2 separate regions of the Homo sapiens genome follow, and region 2 is linked to region 1. Evidence: chromatin contacts called from ENCODE Hi-C or POLR2A ChIA-PET data. All regions are on one chromosome and are shown on one strand. The core of a region is the stretch at or near the end of the contact, and the rest is flanking DNA. Distances in the headings are between cores, read along the strand shown.

What was found. A loop is a pair of places that touch in the nucleus more often than their neighbours do. ChIA-PET counts read pairs that join two places held with the same protein, here RNA polymerase II (POLR2A). Pooled maps may share reads with other maps.
Region 2: a map of B cell shows a loop between it and region 1 (15-fold over the local background). The contact joins the enhancer-like site here to the promoter of RAD51B-AS1 in region 1. A Hi-C loop is called at or near these places in 4 of 168 maps with a recorded cell type or tissue (B cell, CD4-positive, alpha-beta memory T cell, OCI-LY7 and 1 more), 16 of 37 single-sample maps with no recorded cell type and 15 of 50 pooled maps. POLR2A ChIA-PET finds 5 or more read pairs at or near these places in 15 of 52 experiments (B cell, BJ, CD4-positive, alpha-beta T cell and 11 more).

What each region holds. Positions count from the first base shown.
Region 1 is chr14:68,684,041-68,687,332 of GRCh38, forward strand. RAD51B-AS1 (RAD51B antisense RNA 1) reads right to left here and starts at 1,400. Exons shown (of 4, transcript XR_007064220.1): 1 at 1,331-1,400. RefSeq lists enhancers at 1-104, 1,688-1,737.
Region 2 is chr14:68,814,787-68,817,819 of GRCh38, forward strand. No RefSeq gene overlaps it. Among named protein-coding and RNA genes, the nearest start is that of ZFP36L1, 23 kb to the left of the region's middle. RefSeq lists enhancers at 962-1,181, 1,262-1,491, 1,508-2,247, 2,122-2,171, 2,272-2,321 and 1 more and a silencer at 1,632-2,021. Within about 2 kb of position 1,630, at least 41 of the 41 ENCODE cell types and tissues checked have a DNase peak (open chromatin) inside an H3K27ac peak, as active enhancers do; they include B cell, CD4-positive, alpha-beta T cell, OCI-LY7 and 2 more, where a contact is called at or near this core.

The sequences.
Region 1 (3,292 bases), core at 150-2,649:
CACAGTGGCTCACGCCTATAATCCCAGTGCTTTGGGAGGCTGAGGTGGGAGAATTGCTTGAGCCCAGGAGTTCAAGACCAGCCTGGGCAACACAATGAGACCTCGTCTCTACAAAAAAACTTAAAAATTAGCCAGGCATGGTCTCAGCTACTCAGGAAGCTGAGGTGGGAGGATTGCTTGAGCCCAGGAGGCTGAGGCTGCAGTGAGCCGTGATCATGCCACTGCACTCCAACCTGGACAATAAAGCAAAAGATCCTGCCTCAAAAAAGAAGAAAGAGAACAGAGCCCTACAGAGAAGGAAGAAGGCAGGCACATTGTCACTTTTGCTCTCAAGCTCCCTGGATCTCTCCTAGAGGAGAGACCCCCAAACCTGCCTGCACTCCGCAGGAGCTGACTGGGGGAGGACCCTTTCCAGGGACACCTCCCTGGAGGTGCTCTAATATTTGGCTGCTTGGCCATTCTGGGCCAAGAAGACTCCTTCCCTAGCCCAGGACCATTAGTCTCCCTGATGATTGCTGCAGAAAGGCCCAATTTTCAGGGCCCTACCTAGCCCTTCAATACCTTTGAGCCACCCATCTTGTCTGAGCCAGAGTCCTAAAGCCAGTCCTGAGCTTCAAGACCCATGCTTGCCCTGGCCACTGCTTCCCCTGGGAGAGCTGCCTGGCTTCCTGCAGAGAGCTGGCCTGCAAGTTGGAAGGGCATATTCTCCTCCCGGCTCCCTGGCTAAATTGCTATAGAATTTCAGGTCACTCAAGTGAACTTTCTGTGACTATTTTTTCCTCCCTTCAAGATTTATCAACTATTAATTGGAGCCTCTAGATGCCTGCAATGTGGAGGTCCTGAGAATTCAATACAGAATAATACAAATGCAGTTCTTCCTGTGAAGCCTGGACAACCTTTCCCTTCCTTCCTTCCTTCTTTCCTTCCTTCCTTCCTTCCTTCCTTCCTTCCTTCCTTCTTTCTTGAGTTTCCTGATGCCAGCTCCTCAGATGGTGAGCCAGCGGTGGGAAGGTAGTGGTGGGGGTGATTATAAATACAATAAGAAATAAACCCACACACTGCAAAACTCCATGTTAATACTATTAATAGTATTTCCAAATTGCATACAGGTAGAAGACAGTTCCTTAGCAACATGATCGTAATGAGAATTCCACAAGGGCATCTGGAATTTACTCTGTCAGACATTCCAGCTTATCAGGAAATGAAAAGGACCAAGACTATCATATAATGTGCAAACTATGCTAATGCCTATCACTAGTGTATATCAGACCCCAGTTACAGGACTGACCCATGGGACTCCCCTTGTCTCAGCTTTAATCACATGAAGTACCTGAGGCCTGTTGTCCTCCTCGGGGCTCAATGCCTTCTTGCGGCCAGGTCCTTCGTATAATTCAAGAGTTGAAATCACTGTCAACACAGCCCTTTGACTAATGTTCCGGGGTGACAGGCCTGGCACGTGAACACATGAGTGATGCTATTATCCCCCAAATCACAGGTGAGTGAGGTCTCTGGAGATGTCCACCCCCACATGAATTTCCCTTTGTGGTAGCAGTAACATCTGAGTCACTAAGCATGGGGCCACAATTTAGGCTCACTCCCTCCCCTTCCTGTGCCCCAAAAGGGGGCTGAAGGCGGGTCCTCACAGCAGAAAAAGCTCCACTTCCTCCGAGCTCCAGACAGCACATCTCAGCTGTGTTGGGCCTTACAAGGCTGCGGTCAACAGGCACCCAGGTGATGAGGTCTTTCTCAGCCTGTTGTTCTCTTGTTAGCCCTTTGATGTTTCAAAGCTGACGAGGTCAGCATCTTCCAGGCTGCAGGAAACATGCCTGCCAGGTATACCTTTCAAGCAGCTGATTAATATGTCATGTGGTCTCTGGTCAGAGGAGAGTGTAAGGGCTGTTGAAATGACTCACCAGCTCAGCTCCCGTGTCTTTGGGAAACGCTACCCTGTCAGCAAGAGGCCTCCAGCTGAAAAGTAAAGACACAGATCTGAAAGGGTACAGTTCTAGCGTCCAACAAACTATTATACATCCTAAATGAAGTGAGAAATGGTAGGCTCTTCACCTGCCAGGGCCTGGCGGGGCCTGTGTCCCAGGACTGCTTAGGAATCCAAGCCTCGCACTGTTTATCCATTATACTGATGAGAAGCCTGTGAGACAGGGAGGCTTGCTGGGCCTCCAAAGTCCACTTGCTGGCTTGTTACTTGGCACCATCAGATCTACGCTAGGGATGGTGTAACTAGAGCCTTTGAGTGCATGAAAAGTCTGTGGCCTGACAAAGCACTTACTGACCAAGGAAAATCAACTTCAGGTGCAGCAGGAAAGGTCTGGTACCCAGAATGTCTGGGGTTTTGAGACACTGGAAAAGATTGCCTAATAATGTCATGGGCTCCCTTCCCTGGAAATAATCTGAAAATAGGATAAGTTCCCTCCAATCTTGGATGGGTCAACCTCGTCTTGAGGTAAGGAGACGGTTACATCAACCCATGGAGAGGGCCTGTCAGCAACTCTGAGTCTATTAGAGGGTATATTTTCAAACACAAAAAACTTTTTATCCTGGTAAAATATACCTAACGTAAAAGCTACCATTTTACCCATGTTTAAGTGTACAATTCAGTGGCATTAAGTACATTCACATCGTTGTATAAGCTTCCCCGTCATCTCTCTCCAGAACTTTTTCATCTTTCCAAACTGAAACTCTGTGCCCATTAAACACTGACTCCTCTTTCCCCTCCTCACAGCCCCTGGCAACTACCATTCTCCTTTTCATCTTTATGATTTTGACTACTCTAAGTACCTTGCATACGTGGAGTCACGCAGGGTTCTTGTGTGACGGGCTTGTTTCACTTAGCACAATGTCCTCAAGTTTCATCCATGTTGTAGCATGTGTCAAAATTTCATTCCTCTTGAAGGCTGAATACTATTCCATTGTGTGTGCATGTGCAGGTGCATGTGTGTGTGTGCGTGTGCAGGTGCATGCGTGCGTGTGTGTGTGTGTGTGTGCATGTAGCACGTTTTGTTCATCCATTCATCTGTGATGGACACTTGGTTGTTTCCGCCTTTTGGCTATTGTGGATAATGCTGCCGTGGACTTGGGGGTACAAATATCTGTCCCTCCTTTCAATACTATATCCAGAAGTGGAACTGCACAAAGAAAACTTTAAAGACAAAAGCATTGTGCCCCCAGAAGAAGGCATGTCGATGTCCTCACATCATGATTTCATATGGAGAAGAAACACCTAAAAAAAGTTGGGCGGGAGGCCGAGATGGGTGGATCACAAGGTCAGGAGATC
Region 2 (3,033 bases), core at 380-2,879, 130 kb after region 1:
TCACTTTTATTTGGAGGGGGATTTGATTCTCTGTTTTACTTCCCATCAAGGAAGTGAAAGCCCAGGTCTCAGAGGGGCCTGGTTTCAAATTGTTTTGTCACAGCTCATTTATTTTTCCTTTTAAATAAATAAACAAAACCACCTCTTTGTTTTCCCCTTAATGAGCATTCAGCAAATCATCTGTGGGTGAGGCATGAACGGGGTTTTCTGGAGTCCTTCATGGGAGAACATTTGGCTTATTATTTTAAAAGGAAAAAGCAAGGATGTCTCCTTTAGCTCCCAGTCTTCTCCAAGGCTGTGAAGGCACTTTCTCTTTTGCCTCCTCTGAAATACCGACCTAGACCAGCGAGGAGTCTGAAATCACAGCCTCAAGCTCGGCCAAGGCCCCAGGAGCTTCCTTGGTTGGACCTTGGGGCTGGACCCGCAGCCTGCCATTCCATCTGACAGGCCCTGACCCTGAGGCCACGCAGAGGAAGCACCCAGCACGGGCTCAGTGGTTTGTCTTCTTGCTTGGGCTCAGACCCATGGCTTTTGTTCCTCTGACACCCTGACATTTCTACTAAAATAACAAAGCAATTAAACACACAAAAGGATTCCATGACAGCCTTAAAAAACACCATTACATGTTCCTTTACCCAAGGTTGAAAACATTTGGGAACTTGATTTCCAACATCAAAATCCAGATCAAAACCCATTCAACAATCCCATGATCCCCTTGCAACAACCCTTTCCTGGCCAGTATCACAGGGTGCCGACCCTCACAGGGTCTCACAATTCAACAATTCAGTGAGAGAGGATGCAGCAACAAAGACTGTAACGAAAAAACAAGAGAGTCTAGGGTCTCACATCAACAATTCAGTGAAAGAGGATGCAGCAACAAAGACTGTAAGGGAAAAACAGGAGAGTCTACAGCTGAAGCTACTGCTACTCAAGGTGGGCAGAGAACGGAAGAGACGGATTCTGTTGGAAACTAAGAGGGGAAATCCAGGAAGGCTTCCTGGTGGAGCTGATCTTTAAGCTGAACCTTGAAGGACTGGTAAGATGAACGGATGTTCTGGAACCTGAGAAACACCCAAGTACCAGAGAGACAGCATCCATGTGTGAACTACTCTAGACAGAGGCAACAGGCGTGGTGGGGCCTGGGGCTCCTCAGAATGGCACCTCAAGTCCCCATGGTGGTCAGGGACTGGAATGCATCGGCCGCCTGCAGCCAGCTCCGCGGGGCCAGTCCCTGACCTCTGGCTCGGAGATTGGTGTGCCCGGTGAAGGAGTTGCCCAAGCATCTTAGGCAACCAGATACTACGCCTGGCCTTGGACCCTGCCACTTGCCTGCCCCACAAAAACCTGCTGACCGCTGTGACCTACTTTAACGCCCTCTGACTTCCCGCTCTTTGAATATGGGGCAAAAAGAAGAAGGGCGACTGGCACCATCCAATTCACTTGAGGCTCGGAGGCTCAGGCCTGCCTTCCTGGCGGCTACTGGGGTGGCGTTTCCCAGCACCCCCGGGAAGCTACCAAGGTCCAGGGCTCTCCTGGGCTTCTGCGACGCCCACGCACTCCTGCGGCCGAGCTTCGCGGTCGGGCTCTCCCGTCGCCACCCCGGCGTCTGCTCAGCCGCGAGCGAGAACCAAGCCGGGCCGGGCGCGGGGCCCGGGCGAGGCCGCCAAGATGGCCGACGCGCTCGGCAGCGCGCGGATCACGCGGGAAGGCTGCCCTTGGCCTCCCGGGAAACAGCCAAGGTTCCGCCGCCCTCCTTGGCGCTCTGCCCCGGCCGGCCTGCCGGGATCTCCTCCCCGGCGCGGTCTGCGGCTCCCGGGGCCTCGCAAACCTTCCAGGCCCGAGGCCATCCAGACGTGCACACCAGGCCCGGCCCGCGAGGGGAGACACAGGGGCCGGGGCTGCGGCGGCTGAGCTCCCTGGGCGGCTCGGAACGCAAGGGGCCGGCGAGCCGACGCTGCTGCAGGAGGCTGCGGCGTGGGGCGAGGTTCTCGCTACGGCTTCGTTCCCGTCCTCCCGCGGCCGCTCTCCCCCGGAAGCCCTCGGAGGCAGCACGATGGACGTGGCCACACTGCCCTCCAGTGGCCAGCTCGCCGAACAACACGTCTGGGCCCCTTTTGGGGGTCTGGGTGACGTGTCCACCCTCTCTCTGCCCTTTGCTACATTTGAAGGTGGGGTTTGCTCATCCATGGTTCCTCTTACAGGTCACCAAAGCTGCCACAGTGCACACTCACCCAACAGCAGGGGATTTGCCGCCTTCGGTGGTTCTCAAACTTCAGTGTGCACAGGAATCCCCCCTTGGACAGTTCTTTCAAACCCGGATTGCTGGGTCCCCCAACCAAGTCAGAGAATTTGCATTTCTAACAAATCCTCAGGCGATGCTGAGCTGCTGGTCCGCTGGTCCTGGAGCCACACTTAGAGAACCACTGGCTCGGCTCACTCTTTCTCTCACGGGGTTTCTGTCATCTACTCATTTAATACAGAATATGTCCTGCTAGCCCCGGAGGACGAGTGGACGGAACAACTTTCTCACCCCTCGCGGAGCTTAGTCTAACGGAGGAGACAGACTTGTTTCAACAAATCACCTAGAAAGAAATATAAGATTCCATTTGAAAAGACTTTCAAATTCCTATGAAGGAAAAGAATCAGGTGCTCAGAGAACATATATAAATGGGGCACTCATTTAGATTTGGGATGGGAAGGTTCTTGAGGAAGACCTCTCTGAGGAAACCCTTAAGCTGAGGCCAGGAGGAGGGATGAGGTCCTGAGGGGAATGGGGAGGGGACTGGAACTGGCAGGAGGAGCAGGTAAGATGCAGACCCTGTCTGTAGAAGCAGAGACTGGTAGGGGGCCAGGCAGGGGGTCACAGCCTCCTAGGCCCATGCCTCTGGTACCCACAGAGCTGCCTCCTCAGAAGGGCAGCATCCAGGGGAGAAGAGGGCCTGCCTGCATGCTCAGATCTTAGCTACCCCCGTCAGTGCCAAGAAGAATGCTCCACCTTGAGGAACCCCAGCCAGGTGCCCACAGCCCACAAAC